Regions from separate parts of the Mus musculus genome. Here region 1 is linked to region 2. A link is a loop called in an ENCODE intact Hi-C map of the cell type or tissue named here. Cell type or tissue: gastrocnemius. All regions are shown on one strand.

The links. Hi-C counts contacts between places; a loop is a spot of excess contacts. Peaks named below come from ENCODE experiments on the same cell type or tissue, not always from the same donor. Only the 100,000 strongest peaks of a DNase experiment are listed, where the experiment ranks them.
Region 1: a loop joins it to region 2, with 2.2 times the contacts of the local background. A loop is called at or near these places in 1 of 42 quality-filtered maps.

Annotation. Positions count from the first base shown.
Region 1 is chr3:152,553,491-152,561,490 of GRCm38, reverse strand. All of the region lies in intron 6 of Ak5 (adenylate kinase 5), which reads left to right. Among named protein-coding and RNA genes, the nearest start is that of 3110067G11Rik, 68 kb to the right of the region's middle. In gastrocnemius, a CTCF peak has its summit at 4,421; no DNase peak of the experiment used is centred here.
Region 2 is chr3:152,400,703-152,408,702 of GRCm38, reverse strand. All of the region lies in intron 1 of Zzz3 (zinc finger, ZZ domain containing 3), which reads right to left. Among named protein-coding and RNA genes, the nearest start is that of Zzz3, 8.7 kb to the right of the region's middle. In gastrocnemius, no CTCF peak of the experiment used is centred here; no DNase peak of the experiment used is centred here; H3K4me3 peaks cover 579 bases; H3K27ac peaks cover 5,733 bases.

The DNA of each region.
Region 1 (8,000 bases), 150 kb before region 2:
GTCTAACTAAGCGTCTCCCTGTAATGCAGGAAACCTTTTGGCATTAGGTGACAGAGACACGGTCACTACAAATCACAATGGGTTAGTAAATAGGACTGTAGATGCTTTGGTGGCTGTGGAATAAAAGTGTAGATGTGGTGGCTGTGCTGAGTTCACATCCTAGAGCACAGTAAGGCTAAACTTTTCAATCTTCTAGTACCTACCTCCCTTCTTTTAAGTGGTGTCAAAGTCAGGGTAACATTGTGTCCTTCATAGGGCTGTTGGTAGTCCAAAGACAAAGGCAAGTGCTGATGAATATTGGATATGAGTTGTCTCTGTCAAAACTCATGCTGCAGCTTAATTCCCCAATGTGATAGTGTTGGGAGGTGATGAAGCCTGAACGACGGACGTGTGACCCAGTGCAAGATCTTATGCCGTGGTCACCTGGTGACTGGATCAAAGTGGTTCCGAGAAAGTGACTGGGAGAGTGTTGTTAGACAAGAGCCAGTCTGGCCTCGCCTGGGTTTCTTGCTTCCTCTCTGGCCACATGGCTTTGGTCCCATACCCTTCAGACTGATGCCATTTGTGATGCCTAGATGTAACTAGAAAGCTCTTGTTAAAGATCCTCTAAAACTGTCTGCTAAATGAAACATATTCCCTATAAAGCACTTAGTTGATGATGTTTTTGGATAGGAACAAAAAAAAGTGAAAGAGAAAAAAAATACCAACTATTGAAAACAATTTCTGACCCAAGTACCATGGAAAAGAGCACAAAAGCTTGGTAACTCATTGGTGGTATGCTTAAAATATGCAGAAATCATGTCAATGCATTCAAAATGAGCCAGAAAGGCAGAAAAATATTTGCAATCTTAGGTTGAAAAAACCTCCCTTTACATCTTTCTCTAACATTTGCCAGTATGGTTTTTTAAAATCAACTTTAAGCTGGCAAAGGCAGTATGTTTCTGGGGATCCACACAGCATGTGAATATGAAATCAAACAGTGGTCTCTCAGAGCTGGGCTGTCAGCCTGAGGTATGGGAGCTCTAATGAGTGTTGCTGCATCCTGTGTTCTTCCAGGAAAATCTACATTCCACATGTTCACGTAAAGACAACCAGCTCAGAAAGAAAACTTGGAATCTCTCTGTAATCTATTAATGTTACATAACTCGGAGAGGAATGCAAACCCTAGAGGCTGTGCTGTATGTATGTATGTATGTATGTATGTATATATGTATAGTATGGATTTGACCTGAAGGCTGCTCAATATGTATAGCATGGATTTGATGCCCAGGGCTAACAGTTGTCCAAAACAGTATGGTAATACTCAACAACAAAATGCTGTGATTCCGGCCACTTTCTACTACAGTAAAATACACTGTTAGGTAACTTCTAATACGTTGGTTATTGTGGAGGGTCTCTGCAGGCTTTACAGCAGTCATGGAAACGATCCACAAAGAGGCAAGAATGAAACTTGGTTCAATCTAATTTAGGTAGCTGTGCTTGGTCAGGACTTCCAGAGTCTGACACCAACCAGTTCATTTATTTTAGCCATATTTAAGCAGAGTACCATTTTGGGAAAAAAAAAAGTTTTCTGATAACAGTTAACTCAGTCCCAAGTGCATAACAAATTTAAGACATGTTTACATTGAAATTCTTTACAAAGTACATCTGGCTTTTTTCACCAAGTTGGGTACTATTGACTCAGAAATGGAGACCCAGATTTAGAGTCCAGGGAGACTGACCGAGGGAAACAGAGTACCTGTGGGTGCCAGGATTGTCCTGACCCTAAGGGAGCATAGAAGTCACTTATGCTCTTGTAAAGCACATGTGACGTCATTCACGAGGTCTAAAAGCAATGGTGGTGATTTAGCAGCAAAGGGTCTGGAGTAAGTAAAGTATATCCCAGCAATGTGGGAGATACAGGGAGAGCCTGGCTCATCAGGGAGCAGAGGATTATCAGGTAGAAACCACAACCGTTCCCAGCATTCCTGGAGAAACAGATAAGCACTTCATTCCTTGAAGAGATAAACTGTGTACTTAATTTTTCCTGTCTTCCCCAGTGCTTATCTGTGTACACAAAGATTTTTTTTTTTTGCCCTCTACGGACTGTATTATTTATATGAGATCAAATTTGGTTCATAATTATGCCCATTTTACATAATAAAAGTACTTATTAATTCACTCTAAAAAATCTTCCAATAAACTGTCTGTACATGCAATGAGGTGGTAAAAGTTAATGTGTATGAGGCAGGCAAGATGGCTTAGTGTATAAAAGAGGTTTGCCGATGGGTTGGTCACCTGACTTGTATACCCAGGACGGTGGGCAGAGAAGAGAACTGACTCCTGCATACAGACTCCCACCGATGGACCACAGCACACTCATATACACAAACACACACTTTTAAAAATTAAAGTTTAGAATTATATTTTTAATTGGAATTGGGGCCTAATGAGCCCCACAACTAATCATTTTATAACTTGACATCAAGTAAAGTTATGTTAGACTCATGCAGATCTTTTTTTTTTTCCAAATGTCATAACGCTTTTTAAAGCATAGCAACAGAAACTATGTTAACAAGAGCAGCCAGGCTCAAATAAGATATGCCAACACACTTCTAGAAGACAGGAGTCAGATGGGACACAAGGCAGTCATCTAAGAAGGAAGAGAAATTCTGTCTTCAAGCATGGAAAGGGAGATCGTGAACAAGAAATAAAAGAGCCTTGGTGGGGGCTGGATTCAAACGCACCTTGGAGTCAGCACAAGGCTGGACACTAAATAGAAGTGTGTGTTGTGTTCCTGTGTGGACAGTCAGCTCCCCTGAGTGTTGTTAGCTTTTCACGCCCATCCTCTGAAAGAATTTTAAAGACTTTTTCTTTTAAAACCTAAAAAAAAAAAAACTAAAACATCACCTGTATTTGTTTACTTAAAACACCATAAAATATCCCACAAAGCAGGTGGAATAAACAGAAAATAAAAATCCTTCTTCTCCCGCTTCTGAAGGCCAAAACCTCAAGGTGAAATTCAATTGCTCTTCTGCAGCCACCCCACCCCACCCCACCCCACGTCACCCCCATCCCATGTTGTCACAGTGGGCGTCCCTCCCTTGAGTGACTTGTTCTAATCTTCTGTGACTCTCTATGTCTTCTCGGGGCATCCCTCTACGAGTGTTTGCCCCAAACTCCACATGCTGCAGCTATAATAGTCGTACTGGGGTAGGCCACCATGCCACAGAATTTTGCCTTATTCAGTCGCTTATAGCCCTAATTCCTACACACAGATACATGCTGAGGGACCAGAAAGGAAGATCTCAACGTGTAATTTATAGGAAAAATTCTGCCCGTAGCCACGAGTGCACAGCAAAGTGAAATAATAGCTAAATATGAATTGAAAACCTGTTCACGGGCTGCACCCCGCCCCACCTTGCCAAGCCCTGCCCAGCCCAGCCCGGCCCTCCCCTACCCCCGACCCACCCAGCCCTCACCTACACTGTCTAGCCACGCCCACCCTATCTAGCTCCGCCCCGCCCTGCCCCCACTCCGTCCCGCCCACCAAGCCCTGCCAAGTACAGTCCAGCCCCGCCCTACCTAGCCCAGCCCTCCCCTCCCGGTCTAGCCACGCCCCATCCTATTCAGCCCCGCCCTGCCAAGCCTAGCCCCGCCTTGTCTGTAAGTGGCTCTAGTGTCAAGAAATGTCCTCCTAACTAGAGAAGAGAGCAGGCCTCTCTGTGAGGAAATAGACTGTGCACTGGCCTTAGCCACAGCAGATGCCCTTGGACCCTGATCCTCATCAGGTGGTGGGGTTCCGTTTTTTGTTTCTCTTGACCATAATCTTCTTTTGTATGTTTTAAATAGAATCCCTCTTCCCCCTTAGATTACTGACGTGTTACAACTGTCTATGGCTCTCAGAACTCTCTTGGCATTTCTCCCTATGGCTGACGACTGCGCTTGTTGCATCATCTTTCTGGTTATGCTATTTTTTTATTTTAATTTCCTTTATTCTGCCAGTGGGTTCTTGTTAAAGAAATAAGTGAAATATGTCCCGGTGCATAAATATTCTGGAGTAATGTCCTCATTCATAAATGTGCAACAAGGAAGAATGTGTACCATAAGGAAAGAGGGAGAAACACGAGGAAATACTGTCACCATAGAACGAGCAGGATGGCAGGAAGAGAATAATAGATTAATGCAAAATGGAGGTGTAGTATTTGAGGAGTCACTACGAATGGCAGGAAACGATGTCAGGAATTAACTCTAAAATTGTGATCAAGAAATAACATAGGAGCTGGAGAGATGGCCCAACTGTCATGAGTACTCTCTGCTCTTGCAGAGGGCCCAGATTCAGTTCCCAACACCCACACAACGGCTCAGACCCATCTGTAACTCCAGTTCCAAGGGATCCAGTGCTCTCTTCTGCCTCCCACAGGCACACACAGGTAGTGCACATACCTATAGACAGGCAAACCACTCATACACATAAAATAAAAATAAAGTAAATCTTTAAAGAAAAAGATTAACAGTAAAGGCACACTATTAATAATAACAGAAAACAAATAAATCATGTTTGCCTGCCAAAAATACAAGACTGCTGGTTTTCTTTAAGCCTTAATAATGTGATAACCACAGCGTTGCTTCTTATAATGTCTGTGCTCCTGACTACACAGATCACTTTTTATAAATCAATACTATCTTTAAGCTCTTGGCCAAATAGAGATTTGAGGCTCTGTCAAGGACTATACAGGGTTACCAGAAGCCAGTCCTTTCCAAGAGTCTGTGGGGTTTTTTTAAATTCCAGGAAGACAACATTATAAGCCAGCATAGCTCAGAAACAATAGCGACAGCCCGGCTGGAATGAGTCAGCACTCCCGAGAAAAAGGTGCAGGCTTCCACTGATGGAGAAGTGTAGCCCAGAGTGTGGCAGCCAGCCCGGACAACAGAGCAAAGTGCTGGGGGGAAGGAAGGGAAGGGGAGTGAGGGGAAGAGGAAGAGGAAGAAGGGGAGGGGAGGGGAGGGGAGGGGAGGGGAGGGGAGGGGAGGGGAGGGGAGGGGAGGGGAGGGGAGGGGAGGATGCATATTGGAACTGAGAAACTCAGCATGTAAAAGCCCTTACCATCAAGTCTGACAACCTGAGTTTGGTCCTTGGAAGTAGAAAACCAACTCCCAGAGTTGTCCTCTGACCTCCACGGCATCCCCTACACACAAACACACACACACACAGACACACAGACACACAGACACACAGACACACACACATACATACACATACACACACACATACACACACATACATACATACATACACATACACACACACATAAACACACACACATACACACACACATACACACACATACATACACACACACATACATACATACACATACACACATACACACAAACACACACATACACACACACACATACACACACATACATACACACACACATACATATACATATACACACACATACTCACACACACACACACACATTCATTTTAAAGATAACAAACTTAGAAATCCACAATCGTTTGTCCTTGAAAACATTAGCAATTTTATGCTGAGTACCACTGGAAATTTCTAAGCTGTGTGATAACCAACTTTAATCATCACTAACTTTATTTCACTGAGAGCCAAGCAAAGAAACTCGGGGCCTGCTTAGCATTTTGAACGTGTGCACGTTTCGAACGTGTGCACGGAGAGGAGCACGCTTCCTTATTGTTTTCAGTTTTTATCATCATTATCATTGTCAGCGTGTGTGTACGTGGGATGTGTGTGTGTGGTATGTAGGGGTGGTGTGTGTGTCTGTGTATGTGTGATGTGTGTGTGTGGTGTATGTGTGTGCTGTAGGAAGGTGGTATGCATGTGTATGTGTTGTATATGTGTGTGTTTGTGTATTTATGGTGTGTGTGGTGTGTGTGTGAAGTGTGTTTGTATATGTGTGTGTTTGTAGTGTGTGTGTCTATGGTGGGAGTGTGTGTGTGTGTGTGTGTGAAGTCAGAAGACAACTTTCAAGCATGCTCTCTTTCCACCTTGTTGGCAGGGTGTCTCTTGTTTCTGCCATGCTGACTTTCACACTGCTAAGCCATCACGTCAGCTCAAAGGGAACAATGTCTACGAGGCGTTCCTAGATGAACAATATAGGAAAGCGCCTAACCGTGCTGGCCACTCAGTCCCTAAACCCCAGAGAGACCTCCCAGTCGGACAGTGCTGACTGGGTCCAGCGTGACTCTGCTTACAGAGGAAGTGTAGCCAGAGTGCATTGAGGCAGACTTGGGGTTACCACAGAGAAGGGTGACACTGTCTGTGTCAAGTTCCTCCTGCCCAGGATTAGCCCGACTCTTCATCTGCTCCTAGCATTTTTAAACGTTGAGGTCATTTGAAAAGCAAACAGCAATCCTGTTTATCTTCTGTCTAAAACCAACTTTTCCATCCGTAATGCGCTGCTTGAAGCAAGAAATCTATTATTTCTGAGTAAAATTTGTCTGCTAGAACCCCAGCCTGGGTATATTCTCCTACCAAGGCTTCCTTGGTTACATGTTGTCTTGTTATTCTGCTATGGCATAATGACACACTGAGTTTAGAAACCCTATGGGCATGCACATACGTAAAAGTGGCTACAAGGGGCCGGAGAACTGCCTGAGCAATTAAAAAACATAGTTGCTTTTACAGAAGACCCAGGTTTGATTTCCAATACCCACATGGCAGTTCACAGGGCATCCAGTGCCCTCTCCTGACCTCCTTTAGTACCGGGCACACACAGTGCACATGCACACATTCGGGCAAAGCACACATACACATAAAATCATAAGATATTATTTTTCTTTTCTATGGCTTTAGCGGACTCACAGCTTGCTTCTCTTACTTTATTCTATGGTGTTATTTTTGTTCTGTGCATCTGAAAATGGAACGCTGTGGAGGCGGGGCATTGACTCAGACAGTCCAGCAAAGTACCTGCCACTGAAGCTAAGTACCTGAGTTCAGACACCCAGCATTCCTGTAAAAGCCAGACATACTCCCTCGCATCTGTAACTCCACAGTTGGAGAGGGGGGATGCAGGGCTCATTAGCCAGTCATGATGGACACTCGTTGAGCCCTGAGTTTAGGGAGAAACTGTCTCAAAGTATAACAGAGAGGCTGAGGGAGATACCTGACACCAACCTATGCCCTCCATACCCATGCACACATGCATCACATAGGCACACACATGCTACATACACGTACATAAGAAGAAGGAAAGTTTTGGACCCTGTGTGTTCACACCAGCCTCAGTGTCTCCATAGTAACATTCATATTTTACAGTGAGAGGCAAACTGCTCTTAGGGGATGTTCATCACTGGAGGAAGGAAAACTGGAATTGTAGCCACAGCATCTGTCTGTCCTGTGGTGTTCAGGTTAGAGGTGCAGCAAGGAGGGTATTAGTCTGTGTGTCCTTTTCTGAGTTATCATCAGCTCATACACACAGTCTGTTAGCATGCTTCCTCAGGATCCAGGTATGTGCTGGTTTGAATATGCTTGGCCCAGGGAGTGGCACTACTTGGAGGCGTGGCCTTGTTGGAGGAAGTGTGTCATTGTGGGTGTGGGCTTTAAGACCCTCGTCCTAGCCACCTGGAAGCCAGTCTTCTACTAGCGGCCTTCAGATGAAAATGTAGGACCCTCAGCTTCTCCTGCACCATGCCTGCCTGGACGCTGCCATGTTCTGCCTTGATGATAATGGACTGAACCTCTGAACCTAATTAAGCCAGCCCGAATTAAATATTGTCTTTATAATAGTTACCTTGGTCATGGCGTCTGTTCACAGCAGTAAAACCCTGACTAAGACAAGGTAGAACCATGCCATCACGAAGAACACCGGGCTGACCCAGAGCCATGCAAGGGATCCTGGATCGTTGGCCCTCTCCCCTGATGTTGAGCACTTCTTCTGCGTAGAAACAATGGCAGTTCAGAATGAAGTCTGTGAGGAATAGTTTTAAATTCTTGTCAGTTGTGTCCTAGAATCCTAGGATCATGCAAAGTGGTTAAAAC
Region 2 (8,000 bases):
AAACAGTCTTTATGCCACATTCTGAAATTCTTCTCCTTTGAAATCTCTTGGGCCAGGTCAACACAGTTCAAATCACTCCCAGCAACAAAGTCTTCCATATTCCTACTAGGATGGCCCATTAAGCCCCATTTAAAGCATTCCACTGCTTTCCAAATCCAAAGTCCCAACATCCACATTCTTTCAAATAAAAGCATGGTCAGGCCTATCACAGCAATACCCCAGTCCCTGGTACCAACTTCTGTTTTAGGATTTTACTGCTGTGAACAGACACCATGACCAAGGCAAGTCTTATTAAAAAAAAATAATAATAACATTTAATCGGGGCTGGGTTACAGGTTTAGAGGTTCAGCCCATTATCATCAAGGTGGGAGCATGGCAGTAACCAGGCAGGATGGCGCAGGCAGGGCTGAACTGAGAGTTCTGTTTCTTCATCCAAAGGCTGCTAGTAGAAGACTGACTTCCAGGCACCAAGGGTGAAAGTATTAAGCCCACATCCACAGTGACACACCTACTCCAACCAGGTCACACTTACTCCAACAAGGCCACACCTCCAAAAGGTGCCACTCCCTGGACCAAGAATATACAAACCATCACAGTTGGGAAAACAACAAAAGTGAGACAAAGCTATAACAATTAAATAGAAGATGGTATTAGCACTAAAACTGACCTTTAAATATAGAAAATTTTCTATTAAATTAAGAAATTTTAAAGAAGCAAAAGTGAGTCATGTGTTTCATGTTTCAATAAGAAACACAATAGCGTACAAACAAAAGCACTTCTGTGAGCTGGAGTGCAGCCCAGCACTAAGGAAGCTACTAGCGTGTACCAAACCTAAGTTCAATCCTTAGCAACTGTAAAGTTTTTCTAATCAAAATTTCTACGTTAAGTACACAAAACAAAAAAGCCAAAGTAAGCACTACTGTCCCCAAGTTGTCCCTTTCCCCACCCCACCCCCACCCCCAGAACTGAGCAACAAGCAGCTTCCCATTGCTAGTACCTAATACAGATAACAGACACCTGTGCAGTTGTCACCCCATTCCCCTTCACAGCCACTCATGAAGACTGCATTTTAAAAGCAGATTTTAAAAATAAACACGTGGCAAATAAAAGATGTAATCTGACTGCTGTCCCTTTCAGTGATGGAGGGGGTGGTGACTCGAGTAAGGTAGTTAACTATTTTTCCATATTAAAAATAAAGTTTCTAGGGTGGAGGCATGAATGGGAAAAGAAAAGGAATAAAGACTCCGAGTAGCTCCTCAAATGTCTTTGAATACATATGTGAGGTTGGTTTTATCAACTTGGCCCTAGGATCACCTGGGAAGATTCCCAGTGAGGAATCCTTTTAACTGGTGTGGAGTGTGGCACAACCAGTATTGCACAGATGACACACGTTCCAAGATAGCCAGGGCTATAGAGACCCTAAGGACAGATGGTGTGTCTGTCTTGGTGTGTGTACATGAGTCCAGGAGCCTGAAGAGCTCAGAGGTACCACCCCCTGATGTTATACACAGTTACAGACAGCTGTGAATCACCTGTACTCTGAAAGATTAGTACATGCTCTTAACCAAAGAGCCCTCTCTCCAGCCCCTTGATTTTATTTTAATAGGATTTTTAAAAACATTACTGCTTATGGAAAACAGCTAGCAGTATCCTGGAATTCTTTATTAGTTTTTATCAGGTCTTCCCTTCCCTTCTCCCCACTAAGCACACTCAGGTTCCTCAATAGTTCTCAGATTCTGCTTTTGACACATCAAAAACTCCCCCTTAATAATATAAAAAAGGAAGCTAATAAAATATAATAAAACAAAAGTAACAAGCTGGGCGATGGTGGCGCATGCCTTTAATCCCAGCACTTGGGAGGCAGAGGCAAGTGGATTTCTGAGTTCGAGGCCAGCCTGGTCTACAGAGTGAGTTCCAGGACAGCCAGGGCTACACAGAGAAACCCTGTATCAAAAAAAAAAAAACAAAACAAAACAAAGCAAAACAAAAATTCATTATTACTACAAGTTCTTAATCCTGTGTGTCTGTGATCACACATGGTGCTATCTGTGGCTGTGAACTGTGATGTTGGTACTGAAAATCAAACTGGGATCCTCTGAGGAGGCAGGAAGTACCAGTCACCTCTCTAGTTCTTCCCTAAACTCACCTTCCTAAAATAGCTTTCAGAAGCAAGGCCAACATTGCAAATGCATACCAGCCAACATGGAATCCTACTGGTCCAGCCTGTTACTTCATCTGTCTGAGGTGCTGTTTCATGGTTTTGTCTGGTTTTGTAGGTCACTTTGTAACCCTGGCTTGCCTGGAACTATCTCCTTATGTAGATGAGGCTAGTAGCTCTGCCTCCCAAAAGCTGAATGCAAACCAAAGGCATGCAGCACCACCCCTCACCTAACAAAGTTAGAGTTTTCAGGTCACTCACACATTTACCTAAACTCATATGTTGTCGTTTTCAGTAACAATGTACGCAGAGGGTTATCTATCAGTACTGATGGCTCATACTATTCAGTCATTGCCTATCTTTTCACTCAACTTCCTGAAATCCATTTTTCTGAGAACTACTATAACTGCAAGCTAACACAGCCACTACTTATTAACGGAAACATTCAGTTTATAGCTGTGAGTGGTTTTGGAAGAACATGAGCTTTGGAGTAACAGGCCACTGTGTGACAAACTACAAACACCCGTGTCTACAGCAGTACTCACAAGTCTTTGTGGTGCAGATTCCAACTAGAACACACTAAGTTTATTTATAAGGAAGCTACAGCTTTGAGACATAGGAATTTGCTTAAACATACAGAGCTAATAGGGCTAGAGTCAGAATTTAAATTCAAGTTTCAAACCCATGTGCATACTATACCACCCAAACTATAAAACTATAAAAAGGGCCAACTGCCCACAAACAGGTGTTCAATCATGGCCAATTCCAAATTCTTCAGTGGTCAAAACCCATGCTACATCAGCAACTCTCTTAAACTTAAAAAACAAACAAACAAACAAACAACCTTTTATTTGGGGCTGAAGCGGTGTCTCTGCAGTATAAGAAGAGCACACTAGCTGTTCTTCCAGAACACCCACATGGCCGCTCCTAACCATCTGTGAATTCAGATGCAGAAGATATCGTCTTCTGGCCTCTGTAAGCATTACATGCAAGTGATGCACAAACATACACGCAGGCAGAGCACACACACACAATATGAATAAAGGGAAAATAATTTTTTCACAAGCGTATTCTGTGCATGAGTGTTTAGCCTGCTGCCTGCACTGGTCAGGCGAGGGCGGGTGCCAGGCCCTCTGGAGCTGGGGTTAGGGATAACTGTGGTAGAGATGGTAGCTAGAAACTGACCCCAGGTGTGCAGCCCTGGTGCAAGAGCAACACCTGAGTCATCCTCCAGTCTCCATTCTTTTCAACTTTTAAATTACTGGCAAAACCAAAAGTGTAGCTAAAGATATAAGAATTTTTATTAGTAGTATATTGTTGTTTATTTAATTCACAAACTAAATCTTAAAATTATGCCAAACATTTTCTTCGAATACTTCAGTGTTAAGGAGCCCCTTGCACTGAAGCATGACAGAAAACACAGAAGGAGCCCAGCATGGCAGAGTCTGCCTGGAGCCCCTCAATAACTATGGAAGCAGCTCCAGCACAGCCAGCATCTGCTGTAAACGCCTGGCAACACAACTTCCGTAAACAGATACTTACTGTTACACAAACATGACCTAAGCTTGACACCTGAACATACAGGACCTTGGGCAAGGCCTCACTCCCTAGACAGAGCCAGAGACTCTCAAAGAGAACAGTTTACAATAGGGGCTGGAGAGATAGATTAGTAGTTAAGGTTAAGGGTACTGACTGCTCTTCCAGAGGACCTGGGTTCAATTCCCAGCACCCACATTGGTATCTGATACCCTCTTTGGCTTCCAGGACCAGGTATTCATACACATAAAATAAAACTAAGAAAAAAAAACTATTAACAGTAAAGATAACCTATTTTCCCATTACCTGTGGGACTAGACTTCTAGTTTAACAATTATAATCCTATTAGGTGCCTTCAAGGGCAAACCAGTGATAAGAGTAACTTTCAATTAAACCAAAATCCTACGAAAGCCAGGGCCTCATCTAGGAGAAGCCCACACCCATGTACCTTGCTTTGCTTTCTTCTGGGTATCTCTTTTTGGCCTCTCTCTCACACTGAAGCCTCTATTGAAATAAAATATCTTTAATCAAATTTACAACTGTTTCATTAGCTAGTCCTGAAATTCCTGAATTGAGTGTCGTGTCATGAACAAACCATGGTTCAGTGGGGAGCTCCTCAGGTGGCTGTGCCTGTCTCTGCCCCTAAACACTGACCATGGCACAGTTCTGTCACCTCAGCACGGTATATGGATGGCTGACAAAGAACACCCTGACCTTGAGGTTAGTCTGGGTGCCTAGAGATACCTTGTCTTAAAAATCAACAAAACTCAAACCAAGCATGATGCAGTGGTACACACCATGATCCAGCATTTGGTCGTTTGGGACAAAGATTTTCTGTTCAGAATCATCTGGGATTATCTAATGAAATCCTGCCTCAAAACCAAAGTAAAACAAAACAACCTTTGAAGTGGTTTATGAAGCATAGCAAACCATGAGAGCCTGTGCCTTATAGTTACAAATTAATCAAAGGCAGCTAAACAGAAAAGTATGCAAGTAGCTAAGGTCAAAGTGGAAAATGCTCTGACTAGTTCAACAACACCAGCATTTGTGGGCCAAGCAACATTGGAATCTCAGCATTTGGGAGGTGGAGGCAGAAGGATAGGGAGTTCAAAGTTATCCTCTGCTACACAATGAGCTTGAGACCGTCCTGGGCAAATGAGGTATATGCAAGACAGACAAGACAGACGGACAGATGGATGGGGACACACACAGGCCCCTGCAAAAGGCATTTATTGATCCACTATAGATGAATAGAAGACTATTTGCTCAAGGCCCAGGGCTTCATCACTAGCAACACACAAACACATACATTTATCAAGAATAATAAATAACTAACAATCACAATTCACTCTGTCTTCCATTATCCATAACATAATGTTCTCCTAAATGTTCCATCAAAAACAGAGCTCAGCAATTAAGAATGCTTGAAATAAGTGTAAAACCACAGTAACAAATCTTTCTCAATAATTTTAAAAATTAAAAAGCAGCCGGGCGACGGTGACGCACACTTTTAATCCCAGCACTGGGGAGGCAGAGGCAGGTGGACTCCAGCCAGCCTGGTCTACAGAGTGAGTTCCAGGACAGCCAGGGCTACACAGAGAAACCCTGTCTCGAAAAACAAACAAACAAACAAAGCAAAGTGGTAGAATATATAGAATTTTTGCTAAGAAAGTTTCATTTATGTCATGCAGTCAGAAAGAGATACCAACTGGGTAAGGGTCTCAGGTAATTCACATTTGTATAGCAGTTTACAATGTGACTTTATAATCTGCACACTACTAGGTACCTAAACATTTTGAATGAGAACAGCTTTAATTTAAATTAGGACTTTTCGACGGCACGCCTTTAATCCCAGCCCTCCGGAGGCAGAGGCAGGCGGATTTCTGAGTTCAAGGCTAGGCTGGTCTACAGAATGAGTTCCAGGACAGCCAGGGCTATAGAGAAACCCTGTCTCAAAAACCAAAAATAAATAAATAAATTAGGACTTTTCTTAGTGGACTCTTCCAACAGATTTTATAATAACTGAAGATTCTACAAACATCCCCCAAACTGGGAATCACTAGTAGCTTCGGAATTCCAAGAATGTAAAGCAAGCTATCCAATGAAGAGGCACTAACTAGTCTGTCAGGAATGCACTAACTAGTCAGGAATGCACTAACTAGTCAGGAATGCACTAACTAGTCAGGAATGCTGAACTCAAACCTTCAACACAAAATGAAGTTGGAGTAGCTGAGGTACTGCTGTAAGGTGTTAATGACCAAACTAAAACTGTTCGGCTTACTTAAACGACAATAAAACAAGTATATTCTACCAGTGCAATGCAGCTTTTCTTTGGCTGCTCCCATACTTCTTGACAACTGCAACATTTGTGAGAACTATCTGAGTTAGTGTTGAGATCCCTCTACTTCCTCAGGCCACAAAACGAAGTGGAGAGAAAACAGATGATTCTCACAATGTTGAGTAAAAAAGCTAAACACAACAAAGCCCATGTTGCAAGATCCTATGCTAGAAGCAAACAGGCTATCACATGTCCTGGGTTCCCTGGGGAAGGATGAGTAATAGCTAGGAGGGGGATGGGCTTCTCAGTCTATGCAAAGCCACTCTGCTGTGCGCGTGGGAAACCTCTATGCTTAGGACACTTAACTGTATTTACAAGTTTAAAAAAATCATGGCAAAGACAAAACAAAATTTCTCCCAAAGCAAAGAAACATTACTGTAAAAACAACACAAGTTTATATTTGGTGGGAATAGTTCAAGTGAAGAACTCTAAGTGCATTAAATGCATGGGGGCGGGGCGGGGGCGGGGGGTTGGGAGGAGACTACATGGTAGAGCACTGACCTAGCATGTGGGAGGCCTGGTGGGTGGGAAGATGATAGGTCTGGAGTAAAGCTTAGAGTCAGTACAGGAAAGTATTACAGGTCTAAGTGTGGAAGCACAGGCTCCTAATCCTAGCACTTACGGAGAGGATGAAGGAGGTTCAAGAATTTAAGACCAACCTTATAGGGTTCTGAAGCAAGTTCAAGGCCAGCCTAGAATACAGGAGACACTGTCTGGACAGAGTAAGGGACAGTGTGCATGCATGTGTTGGAGATGGAATGAATATAAAAAGAAATAAAATGACTGTTCCTAGGCATGGTGGAGAAGAAAATTTATATATATATATATATATTCAGGCTGAGACATCTGGGAGCATCCAGACTGAACATAACCCTGAGCTGGGCCAGCGAGGAGTTGGGGGTGGGGGGCAGGAGACAGACGACCAGGAGAACAAGAGGGTAAAGGGTATACAAAAGGATGGGTAACCAAAATGACTAGGTTCATCAGGAAGGGCAGCTGAAGGTGGAAGGGCTGAAGAAGTTTAGGGTATGGGGCAGGGTATGAGGATGGCCACACTCTGTGACCTGTAGGGACAGGAGGCTGATGAAAGAACATGAAGGACAAAGTTGGCTTTAATGTGTTAAATAGGCACCTCAGCTTGCCATTTGTACTGGGTTTCTGAGACCTAACAGGGAGGTAATCACAAAGTTCTTAAAGAATTTAAGAAATAAAATAATTTCACACAACACAGATCTTTTCTAAGAAAATAATCTTGACAATACAGCCATGTAAATGAACCCAAAGAATAATCTCTTCATTTATGAAATTCATAAACTTGATTTCTAACTGCTAAGTTAGAAGAAAATCAAACTTAGGCTAGGGAATTTAGCTGAATGCTAGGTACAGCACTAGGGTGTACAAGGCACAAAGGTTGACCCTAAGCACAAAAAGAAAAGGAAGGGGAGGAGGGAAAAAGAAAGAGTGTAACAGGGTCTATTTATTGAACTTCTAATCAACTAGAAGACAACTAGATGGGCCATCAAGTCTGACAATCTGAATTCAATCTGAAACCCACCTGGTAGAATAGCCAACTGCCCTGAAACCGTCAAGTTAGGGCGATTTCTCCATAACAAGACCTCTCTCTCATGAAGCGCTGCATGGGAGTACTCAGGTTACCAATGACTTTGAAGACAGAAAATCTCTATTATGTTACCAATGACTTGAGTTCACTTTGCTCAATAAATGTTAGATGAGGAAATGTAGTGTTTAAAAACACTAAGCTTAAAAAAGAAAAGACACAAAGAAACCTCATCTGGAAAAGCCAAAATAAAACAAGACATAGTGGGACACACCAATAGACCCATCTCTTGGGTGGTGGAGGAAAAAGAGCTCTAGGCCAGCCTCCTGTGGAAGCTCTGCCTCAAAACACAAGAGGGCAGGAAGAGGTAAAAACTGAATTACAGTGCAGTAGGGTGCTTCCCTAGCCTG